Regions from separate parts of the Homo sapiens genome. Here all the other regions are linked to region 4. Evidence: chromatin contacts called from ENCODE Hi-C or POLR2A ChIA-PET data. All regions are on one chromosome and are shown on one strand. Each heading gives the region's core, a stretch centred on a gene start or an enhancer-like site at or near the end of the contact. The rest is flanking DNA. Distances are from core to core; before and after follow the strand shown.

Region 1 (2,700 bases), core at 64-2,563, 350 kb before region 4:
GACTGAGAAAGAAATTTTAGCCTGGCCAAGAGCTCTTCCCAGCAATTACCTGTCCAATGCCTCATGACTCACGTCATGAAGAAGAGACAGGTTCTGCAGGGACTGCGATGCTGAGGACCCTGGGAGCGGGGGTAGGGGCTGCAGTGAACCGCAGTGAAGGAAGTCACACGAGGGAAGGGACTTTGGAGGACTCCCCAGGGAGGAGCCACATTCCACAAGTCAAAAGTAGCAATAACTAGAATTACAGCTTAGAAAACACAAATGCAGCGCTAAGACTTGCCGAGGTTCTACGCAGTTCAAAAACTGTTCCTCTCCCATCTACAACAGGAGGAAACTGGGCTTTGATGAGGTTAACGGCCCATGGCCACAGTCAGCAGCGGAGCCCAGGGCTGCTCCTTCGCCTCTCTAGATGCCGAGGCAAAAATCGCACCTCCACCTTCCACCCCTCTCTCAACAGCCCTCAAAGCGCAGCTCGGAGGACTGCAGGGCGGTTTGGCGTCCAGGGCCACCCTCTGGCTCATCTCTCCAACGCCGCCTCCGACACCCGCCCAGCACGACCCAGCCTGGGGTGTCTCTGCAAGGGAGAGGTCAAGTGGGGGGCCCTCACTCTCATGTAAATGTAACTTGGGGCGATGCAGGATAGTGTCCAGCATTCAGGAAACAGGGCCTTGGTGGAAAGAGCGGCCAGCCAGGAGAATCAAGTCTCTAGGCCTTTTCAGAGCCGAAATGCAGCCAAGCAGGAAGGCGGACAGGCGCCCAGGGCTCCTGGGGCAAGGAGCTGCCCCTTCCCTCCTCCTGCGAAGAGCGGTCGCCAACCGCTCCCGTGCCTCCTCTTCTAGCCCAAGGAGTTCGCCCGGGCCATCCCTAAGCCCAACAGCAGCCCCCAGGGCTCTTCACAGGTCATAAGCCCCTCTGAGCGGCGACAGTCCTCGCATCCAGCCCGGGTCAGGGAGCGGGGGTGACTGTCCCCAGCACGGCGGCCAGAAGACCCCAAATGCGGAGCCTGCCCAAGATGGCGGCCACGACTACGCCGCGACAAGACGGCCCCGAGCTCGGTGTGCCCGAGCTTGGAGCCCGCCGGACCGCACCAACACGGGGACCTCCCCTCTGCCAGTCCCAAGACGGCGCCACCGCCTCCAAAGGCCATGCCCGCCGTCGGGATGGCGGCCGCACGCCCCTCGATACCGCCCGCTTCCAGATCACTTAAAATGGCGGCGGCTGCGGGGCGGCACGGGGCGGGGCTGCGCCGGGGGAAGGGACGCGGCGCGGGGCATGCTGGGCCACGCGCGGGCTGCCGGGAACGGGGCGGAGCGCGGCTGCGCCGGCGCGTCGAGGGGAGAGGCAGCAGCCGCGATGGTGAGCGGGCGTGGGGGAGGGGCGGCCGGGCCGGGCCGGGGGCGGCGGGGGGCGGCTGGGCCGCGCGGGGGGCCCGGGCTTCGTGCTCACGCCGGCCCGCCGCCCCCAGGACGTGTTCCTCATGATCCGGCGCCACAAGACCACCATCTTCACGGACGCCAAGGAGTCCAGCACGGTGTTCGAACTGAAGCGCATCGTCGAGGGCATCCTCAAGCGGCCTCCTGACGAGCAGCGGCTGTACAAGGTGGGTCCCGCGGGCGGGCCGAGGGGAGCGGGTACCCGGCGCCGGGCACGGGGCTGACGCCTACGCTGTCCGCGATGTAAACAGTAGCGGCCGGCGACGCCTGCGGGCGCCCGAGCCGCGGGACTGGGACATCCGTTGTGCGGGTGAAGCGCGAGCTGCGCTCGCCGCGGGGATCTCCGGTCCGGGGGCGATGTTTAGACCTCGTGCCGGGCCCCGGGCGCCGAGGGCACCGTGGCATGCAACCCCTGCAACGGTATCGCCCGCGCCGTGCAGTTGACGAAATTGAGGTTCGGCTTGGTCGCTTAACCAGCCAAAGGTCATTGGCAGCGCCAGGGTTCGAACCACGACCCCTTAATCCCCACCCTTCTTCGCAGGCCCATCGGAATCACGCTGTCCCCCCGGACACTCCTTCGGGTGGAGGGTGGGGAACTCAGTGAATGCAAAGAAAGTCAGGTCCCACTCGTTCTTCACCAAGCAACCGTTTGTTATTACCTCCCGACCTCCTGCTGATGTCCTAGAAGCCCCCCTTTCCCCTTGCAAACGAACTGAGATTATTCAGTCAGAATGGCTTGGGGTTTGGGGTCTGCATTGGGGAGTCAGATGCATCAGCCTCTGATTTACGTCTCCCAACATTGTGAGGTTGTCGCCCAAGTGCATTGTTCAGATTCTAGAGCTGGAAACTGGGAAACTGACTTTTAGCTCCAGGCTCAGAGCCTCAGCTCCCATGGTCTCTAAAGGCCTTTCCTCACTCATAACTACTGGGACTTAGCAAATATTAAATGACCGTGCCTGTGCATGTCCCGTGTGCCACATGTCTACTTAGTGCTTTATGTTTCTTCCTAGCTCATTGAAACCCTCTGGTGGCCCTACGAATTGAGAATTCTGGTAATTCCTAGTTTACAGATGAGGAAACTTTGCATCAAAAGGCTCAACTACCAGCCAGCCGTGGTGGCATGGTCCTGTAGTCCCAGCTACTCTGAAGGCTGAGGCAGGAGAATTGCTTGAGCCCAGGAGTTCCAAGCTGGAGGGGGCTATGATAGCGCTTATGTTGGGTCTGTGCCACTGCATGCCTGGGCAACATAGCGAGACCCTGTCTCTAA
Region 2 (2,700 bases), core at 31-2,530, 450 kb before region 4:
TGCCTCGGCCTCCCAAAGTGCTAGGATTACAGGCGTGAACCACCGCGCCCGGCCTGTGTTGCTTTAAGCCACCTTATTTGTTAGGACAGCAACAGGAAACTAATACAAGGTTCAATCCCTCACTGACGATGTTCTGGACGACAGGACCCCTGCCTGGTGCCTCATGGTGGACCCACAGAATCATCTTCATACGCACGGGGGAGAAACATCACTAATGTCCACCAGCACCGGCATCCTCAGCCGCGAGGACAAATCCCTTACCCTCCCAGCAGGTTTCATCTGCGTAACGGAAATAGTGGTGAATTTATCAGGGGCTGTTAATAGATGACAGGCAAGGGTGAAGTCATCGCAAAAGTTCCCAGACGATATGGACAGCTGCTCCCCAATAATTACTGCTCCACGCAGTCCACAGCGGGGCTGTTATTGACCCCGACAGGATGACGGGACACTAAGGTGTGCAGTACACGTCCTCACAGGGAGATTTAAAAAACCGGCAGTGACCCCTGCCCCAAGAAGGCCAAGAACTGCTACTCTAAGGTGTGCAGCGCGGAGCTTCCCCACCATGGCAATTTCAGCCATGGCAGCTCCTTCCCCTAATCACCAGGGCTCAGAATCTTTATTTCACTCCTTTACCCAATGCAATTGGCATCAAACGCGGGCTGGGCTGCGCCCAAATGGTCCCAGCTCCCCGGCTCTCTCCTCTCTCAAGAATACCCACACCCTGAGGCCCCGAGTGTCTCCCCCGCCCCAGTATCTCACGCCTCCAACTCGCTGCCGTCCCTGCAGGGACCTCCCGAGCTGCAACCGTGGGACGAGGCCGGCGGGGGTTGGGGGGTGCCGGGAAGGCAGCGCTGGGCGCGGCGGACACGGCCAGGGACCGGCGGGCGAGTGCGGACCTCCTTCGTGTGGGGGTGTTGAGGCTTTGGACAAGGGACTGGAGGGGGTGGGGAAGGAGGGGCGAGAGGCAAAGAGGGAATCGCGGGAGACCCCACAGGAGGCGGCCTGAGCACCAGGACGCGGACCCCTCCTCAGCACCCGCAGCCCTCGGGACCCCCGAGAGAGCCGGGCCGGGGACTCGTCCATGCCGAGGACGCAGGACCCTCCCCGCCCGCCAGGGCCCGTCCTCACCGACGACAGCGGTGCCCTCCCTCTCCGGCGACAGCGCCGCGGCGGGTCCCTCAGCCTCCGCGCCAAGGGCCCCAGCCTCAGCTCGCGCTGTTACCTCAAGCCGGGGTCACAGCGCGAGCATGCGCAGCAAGGCCGCGGGTGCCCTGTCTTCTGGCTGGGGCCGCTCCTCCGCGTCTTGCCCGTGCGGCGTAGAGCTGGCGTCCGGCCAATCGGAGGGCGGAGGCGGGGCCAAAATTCAGTAAGGGGGCGGGGACACCCGGGATTGAGTGTCGCCGTCAGGGGCGGAGCCTCGGGGGACCTGCGGCCTGGATCCGGGTTGCGGGCGAGGTTATCCCAGCACCAGTGGGTTGGGCTTCACTGCGACCCCCGGGCTTCCTCACGGATTTGACTCCGGCTCTCTGCGGGGAAAACTGGAGCATTTGTTTAAAGGTTTTGCTCTCCCCCGTCGCGATACCGAGCGTGCGGAGGGAAGGTGTTTAGGCTCATGGAAGCCACTGCCTTGCTTTAAGCTCTGCATCCTTGACGACGCAGCAGCCTCATCCGCGCCATTGGTCCAGCCCTCGTCTATTAGTTTAGCCCCTGCCCATTGGTCCAGCCCTCGCCCAATAGTCCCGCCCTCTCTCTGTAGTTCAGCCCCTGTCCATTCATCCTTTCTCGTTATTGGTCCAGCCCTGGCCCATTGGGCCCACCCGTGCCCACGGGCCCCGCCCTCTCCGTGCCCAACCACGTTCACCCGGCCCAAGGGGTGCCCGGGACACTCGCCATCCTCCAGCCACCCACTGCAGTGGGACTGGGCTGGGTCCGGGCACAGGGAGCTGTGGGGCCCTGGGCGCTGCTTTCCTGGGACACTTGGCTGCAGCGTCCAGAGCGGCCCCCGCACAGCCCCCTAGGCTCACCGCGGCTCTCCCAGCCCCGCGGGGTCGCCCCCACTACCCCGGCCACCTTGGTCCCCCTAAGCCTGGCTCCGCGCCCCGCCCCCCTCGCTCTAAAGCGGCCGCTGAATGTGCCACCGCCCCAGGGCTCCAGGGTCCAGGTCGAGATCCTCTGGGGCCTCCCGCACCTTCCGCCTTCTCACGTCCGAATGCCAGCGTCGCTGCACGCCCTTCCTCTGCCCTGCCCCTCCCGGCCCTGGCTCTGCAGGTCTCTGAATCCCACCGTGGACTCCGCTACCAAGGCTCCCGCTGCCCCCATCCCACTATCCTATCTCCCCGGGCATTGTCTGGTGTCATTCAAGGCCTTTGTGCTTTTTTTTTTTTTTTAGAAACGAGAATTGCGCTCTGTCGCTCAGGCTGGAGTGCAGTGGCGTGATCTCGGCTCGCTGCAACCTCTGCCTCCCGGGTTCAAGCAATTCTCATGCCTCAGCCTACTGAGTAGCCGGGATTACGGGCGCCCGCCACCACGCCCGGCTAATTTTTGTACTTTTAGTAGAGACGGGTTTCACCATGTTGGCCAGGCTGGTATTGAACTTCTGACCTCAGGTGATCCACCCGCCTCGGCTTCCTAAAGTGCTGGGATTACAAGAGTGAGCCACCGTGCCCAGCTACCTTTGTGCATTTATTTGCTGTTATCTAT
Region 3 (2,700 bases), core at 1-2,500, 500 kb after region 4:
TCATACAGCACATGTTTTTGTGAGCTCCAGATTGGATCAAAGTGGTTGGGTCAAAGTGGCTGGGGCAAAGCTACAAATTAACAACATCTCAGCAAAGCAATTATTTAAAGTACAGGTCTTTTTCAAATGGAGTCTCTTATGTCTTCCCTTTCTACATAGACACAGTAACAGTCTGATCTCTCTTTCTTTTCCCTACACCAGCTACTCGGGAGGCTGAGGCAGGAGAATCGCTTGAACCTGGGAGGCTCAGGCTCAGCCTGGGAGGCTGAGGCTCAGGGAGGTTGTGGTGAGCCGAGATGACACCATTGTACTCCAGCCTGGGCAACAAGAGCAAATCTCCGTCTCAGGAAAAAAAAAAAAAAAAAGATGTGGTAGGGAGGTGGGGGTGGGAGGGGGCAAGTGGGCTCAGGAGGTGGGGGGGGTGCCGGCAAGCAGACTGCTTGAGTGGGGAGACGGGTGAACCGCAGGACCCCAAGGCCCCCTCACATTGAGAGTCCAGGGAGGGATGGCTGTGGGCAAGGTCTGTATGCCAGGTCACCGGAGGAGGGGGTGGTGTTTCCAGCAATGGAGCGTCTGGTGTGGAATCAGTCACCTTACCCTCCCGCTCCTGCTGGGTGATACCCCATCCTTGCGGCTGCCCCCGCGTCTTCCTTGAGGAACAGCAGACTCTGAGGGGGCAGCCCCTTCCTCCCCAGGGCACGGCCTTGCCCCTCAAGGGTTGGGTTCAGGGGCAGCGGGCAGGCCTGGGCACGGCTGGGCCGTCACCTCGGGCGAGGGATGGGGAATAAAAAGGAACTCTGTCTGAGACACCGTGATCCCTCGCCGGGGCCCAGGCCTGGCTCAGAGCAGCCACCAGGAAGCGTCTGCGGCCCGTATGGGGGAACAGACCATACTTCAGACCCTTGCTCAACCACCGCTTTCCGCTCTCTCAGTGGCAGGTGCCGCGCAGAGCCTGGCCCTGGTGGGGCTGTGGCCCCTGGTGGGGGTGGGGGCCGTGGGCAGCTCCCGGGAGGCTCCTACCCGCGGACGGGTCGGCAGGTGGGAGGAGGGGGCGTCCGGTAGGGTCGGCGAAGGCGCCGAGGCCACGTGCAAGCCCCGGCCCTCGAGGCGGCCTCCCGGGCCCGGGCGCGGGACCGTGCGCAGGACTGACCAGCAGGGGGCACGCTCGCTCGGTGCTGCCAGGCCGGGTGGTCTGCGTGCGCAGGCGCGGCGGGGGGCCTGACGGCGCTGCAGTTCCCCGGGTGGCCGCGGGGGTTGCGGCGGAGGCAGCGAGCGTCCGCGCAGAGAAACCGCCTCGGCCACGCCCGCCCTTGGGCCGGTGCTGGGGACCCAGGCCGAGGCCTCTGGTCGTCTGAGGGTGCCAGGGGCAGCTGCAGGGGGTTTGCCGGGCTTCACGAAGTGACCGCTACAGGGAGTGCAGTCGCAGCCACGGGTGCCCCTTCCAGGGTCACCGGAGGACAGAGCCAGGGGCGGGGGCGGGGGTGGCGCGGCCGGTGGGAACGGCAGGCGTGGTTGGGGGCGCGGGTGGAGGCAGGACGCCCCCAGCCCCTTCTTCAGGGCAGCTGCGTGGGACCCAGGCTGCCCGGACCTGGCCCGCCCTCAGGGCTAGATCCTAGGGTTCCACATCCCAGGCCTCTTTCCTCCGCCCACCTCTCCCCGCTACAACCCAGGCAGCTCCTGGCTGCCTTCCCCCAACCAGAGTCCTCTCTGCAAAATAATAACCAGACCAGGTCCCTCCCTCAGAGGTTCCCACAGTCCTTGCCTGCTCTGACCTAGGCTGACCCCACCTCTCCAGCTTGATTTCCTACTCCATAAATGAGATCGGTGTTGTTTATCATAATTACAGTTTGGGGTTGTTTCTTTTTTTTTTTTTTTTTGAGACGGAGTCTGGCACTGCCGCCCAGGCTGGAGTGCAGTGGCGCGATCTCGGCTCACTGCAAGCTCCGCCTCCCGGGTTCACGCCATTCTCGTGCCTCAGCCTCCCGAGTAGCTGGGACTACAGGCGCCCACCACTGCGCCCGGCTAATTTTTTTGTATTTTTGGTAGAGCCGGGGTTTCACTGTGTTAGCCAGGATGGTCTCGATCTCCTGACCTCATGATCCGCCCAGCAGGGCCTCCCAAAGTGCTGGGATTACAGGCATGAGCTACCGCGCCGGGCCTGGTTGTTTCTTCTTGAGAAGGGGGTTTCTCTGTTGCCTGGGCTGGAGTGCAGTGGCATGACCATGGATCACTGCAGCCTTGAATTCCTGGACTCAAGCGATCCTCCCAGGTCAACCTCCCGAATAGCTAGGACTACAGGTGTGCTACTACGCCCCGCTAATTTTTGTATTTTTAGTAGAGACAGGGTTTTGCCATGTTGTCCAGGCTAGTCTGGAACGCCTGGGCTCAAGTGACACTCCCGCTTTGGTCTCCCAAAGTGCTGGGATTACAGGCATGAGCCACTGTGCCTGGCTAATTTTTTAAAAAAACTTTTTGTAGAGACGTGCTCTGGCTTTGTTGCCCAGGCTGATCTTGAATTCCTGGGCTCAAGGGATCCCCCACCTCGGCTTCCCAGAATGCTGGGATTATAGGTGTGAGCTCCTCAGCCCAGTCAATTATGTTGTTGTTACTGCCCGCATCACCTGAACCCAAACCCTTTCACCTGCACCTCCAGGCAAACCAGACCCCACTCTAGAAACACATCCTTGCATTCCTAGAGTT
Region 4 (2,700 bases), core at 65-2,564:
CTGGGGCCTTTGCTGGATAGCTTTGCTTTTTGCACACGTGACCAAGGTGCATAATGTTCAATAAAGATCTGTGGGCTTGAAGAGTCTGGTTTTCAAGTCCAAATTAGAAGGGTCGGCCCTGGAGAGAAGCCACAGACTTGGAGGCCGGGGCAGTGTGCGTCCAAGTCTCAGCTCTGCAGAGTCTCAGTGTGCCCTCTATTGTAGAATGCGGAGTTGACAGCTACGCAGTAAGGTTGTTGCTCAGGTCCCAACACAAACCTAGACCTGTAGGTTTGTGTACAGATGCAATCATTAAAGGTGAGACGGGCATTCCACCCACCAGGCAGGCAGCCCGGACATGCTTCTCAGATGTGCTCTCTCCTCTTCCCACAGCCGGATTTTCCAACTCCTACTCCAGCAACCCCTTCCTCACTCTAAGCAGATGACCTTAGCCCTTATTTCACAGGGAAACAGAAGCCCTCAGACAGGAACCTCAGGATCCTGCCTCCCCATCTACAAATCTACCTTTCTATCCATCCTTCCTTCCAGTCCTGAAAGGAAGCGCCACTCCCCTCTGTGGGCCCAAATCCCTCCCCGCCTTGCTAGGACTTCCTAGCGATTGCTCCCGGCTCCCCTCTCTTGACCGGGGTCTTCCTGTTAGCAATTAAATCAGCTGCAAAAGCCAAACGTATTCCAGGGCGACGAATTCTCAAAGATTCTATAGACCTCTCCATAAAATATTCCTCATTCTCCGGCTCCAGGACAGATACTATGATAATAGCTGAAACCACAGTTCGTGTTTCCTGTGCCTCAACGCGCGCGGGGCCGAACGCTGCTTTCCACAGAGCTAGGTCCACGGCCCCGCTGGACTGAGGCTCGGTCAGGGCCCGGCCGGGCTGCGGGATCGCTTCGCCCCCACGCGCTCCGCAGCCCTTTCCCCGACCAGGAGGCGCTGGTGTTTGGCTCCCCGAGACCCGATCGCCGCCCCGGGACCCGATCGCCGGATCGCTGCCCCGGGACCCGATCGTTGCCCCAGGAAAGGGCCGGAAAACGTCGCCGCGGGGGAAGGCTCCGAGGGGCTCGGGCGCCCGCCGGGCATTTAAACCGCGCGCCCGGCCGCCGGGGCTCCCTGCGCGGGACGCGACATCCGCCCCGGGTTAAAGAGCTCGAGCCAGCCCTCTTCAGGCCGCCAGGGCCTCCCCTCCCGCGGGACCCACCGTCCGCCCCGCAGGGCAGGCAGAAGGGGTGTGGGGCAGAAACCAGCGGACATCGCCCCGCACTCACCGCCGCCGCTCCCCATCGCCGCGCTCGCGTCGCTGCCGCCGGAGCCCGCCTGAGAGCGCGCCCGCGCCCCGGCCGGAGCGCGCGTAGCCCTCGCGCAGGCGCAGACCCCGCCCCGCCGCCCACCCCAGTTTTCAAACGCACCCGGCCCTCCCATTGGCCTGCCCGGGGGGGCCGCCGCCGGCCCCGCCCATGTCCCGCCCTGTGCTCGCCTCATTTACCGCCCTCCACGCCCTCCCCGCCTGCTCCGGGACCCGCCATTGGCCGCGCCAGGACGCGAATTCGAACATTGGCCGCTGATTGGTGGAACCCGCGTGGCCGCCCCGCCTCCCCAACGGGGCTGGGGTCCCGTAGGAGCGCTTCCCGGCCGGCGGGCAGGGGTTTGTGGGCGTCCCCTCCCGGCCGCATGGGTTCGGGCTTCGCCGCTGACCCCGGCGACCGGCATCTGCGGTGCCAGATGGGCTGCGAAGGCGCACGCCTGCGGCCAGGGGAAAGAGGACTCCTTGGCGTCCCTCGCAGTCGCGGCCGTGATCCAGCCTGGGACAGCCTCGACGTGGCGCTTCTAAGACGAGGCCGTGCCCTGCCCGGGTCCCGGGGTCGCTCCTGGGCCCGCGACCCTCACCCCCAGCTTGCACGGCCTTCCCTTCCGCCGCCTGCTTCAGGTGGAGACCCTTGGGTTTGTGGCTGAGCCGCTGCTGGGCGGGGATGCTGGCCGGGATCGTGGTAGAGAAAGAGGAGGTCGGAGCTGACGCTGGGAAGTCTCCCCCGCGGAACGCTGACCCCTTCTTCCCGCGAAACGTGGCGCACCCTGGACGCCTCAGTGCTCCAGCCCCGGGGCAAGCCCTCCCCATCACTTTGGCCAGATGCTGCCCCCTGTCTGGCCTCCTCGGCTGCTACCTGGAGCTGCTCGCCGCGGGAAGTGTCGTATCTGCTCACTCTTGTCTTGGGCAGTGCCCATCTGAGCTGTCCTTCAGGAGTCAGCCACACCGCACCCCTTTTACGGCACAGGCTGTCAAGGGGAAGACTCGCAGCCTCCTGACTGTCTGGTGGAGGACAGAGGGGGCTTTTCCTGGGGAAGGCAGGGGCCTGGGCCAAGGCTGCCCACCCCTCCCTCACGCTTCCCTCAGTCTGCACCCTTCCATCCTTCCGGGTCCCCATAGAACTCCTTCAAGTACTGGGCCTGCCCTGGGCACACAGACAGGAGCCCTGGCGTGCAGGCTTCAGCCGGCCTGGGGCAAGAGACAGAGTAAACAGGTGATCACAGCACAGGGTACAGAAGAGTCCGTGGCCCCAGAGAGGGTCTGGAAGTTGGGAATATTCCCTGTCCCGGAATCAGGAAGCGGGTGAAGGAGGGTGAAGAGAGGACAGGCTGAGCGAGTTTGGGGCCTGCTCCCCAGATGTCCCATGTTCTCAGCCCCCAGATTTATTATCCCCTTATCT

The links. Hi-C counts contacts between places; a loop is a spot of excess contacts on that map. ChIA-PET counts read pairs that join two places held with the same protein, here RNA polymerase II (POLR2A). Pooled maps may share reads with other maps.
Region 1: a pooled map shows a loop between it and region 4 (6-fold over the local background). The contact joins the promoter of ELOB here to the promoter of CCNF in region 4. A Hi-C loop is called at or near these places in 6 of 50 pooled maps.
Region 2: a map of sigmoid colon shows a loop between it and region 4 (6-fold over the local background). The contact joins the promoter of FLYWCH2 here to the promoter of CCNF in region 4. A Hi-C loop is called at or near these places in 1 of 168 maps with a recorded cell type or tissue (sigmoid colon), 1 of 37 single-sample maps with no recorded cell type and 10 of 50 pooled maps. POLR2A ChIA-PET finds 5 or more read pairs at or near these places in 2 of 52 experiments (GM12878 and T-cell).
Region 3: a pooled map shows a loop between it and region 4 (4-fold over the local background). The contact joins the enhancer-like site here to the promoter of CCNF in region 4. A Hi-C loop is called at or near these places in 2 of 50 pooled maps. POLR2A ChIA-PET finds 5 or more read pairs at or near these places in 4 of 52 experiments (BJ, HEK293, activated naive CD8-positive, alpha-beta T cell and 1 more).

Annotation. Positions count from the first base shown.
Region 1 is chr16:2,775,893-2,778,592 of GRCh38, reverse strand. ELOB (elongin B) reads left to right here and starts at 1,313. Exons shown (of 4, transcript NM_007108.4): 1 at 1,313-1,356; 2 at 1,466-1,600. The coding sequence starts at 1,354. RefSeq lists enhancers at 1-335, 983-1,122 and a silencer at 1,193-1,322.
Region 2 is chr16:2,881,795-2,884,494 of GRCh38, reverse strand. FLYWCH2 (FLYWCH family member 2) reads right to left here and starts at 1,280. Exons shown (of 4, transcript NM_138439.3): 1 at 1,129-1,280. RefSeq lists silencers at 845-904, 995-1,164, 1,665-2,134 and an enhancer at 1,863-2,363.
Region 3 is chr16:1,928,326-1,931,025 of GRCh38, reverse strand. No RefSeq gene overlaps it. Among named protein-coding and RNA genes, the nearest start is that of HS3ST6, 11 kb to the right of the region's middle. Within about 2 kb of position 1,250, at least 21 of the 41 ENCODE cell types and tissues checked have a DNase peak (open chromatin) inside an H3K27ac peak, as active enhancers do.
Region 4 is chr16:2,428,061-2,430,760 of GRCh38, reverse strand. It overlaps CCNF (cyclin F), which reads right to left and starts at 1,314. Exons shown (of 17, transcript NM_001761.3): 1 at 1,264-1,314. The coding sequence starts at 1,279. RefSeq lists silencers at 939-988, 999-1,848 and enhancers at 2,059-2,238, 1,674-2,253.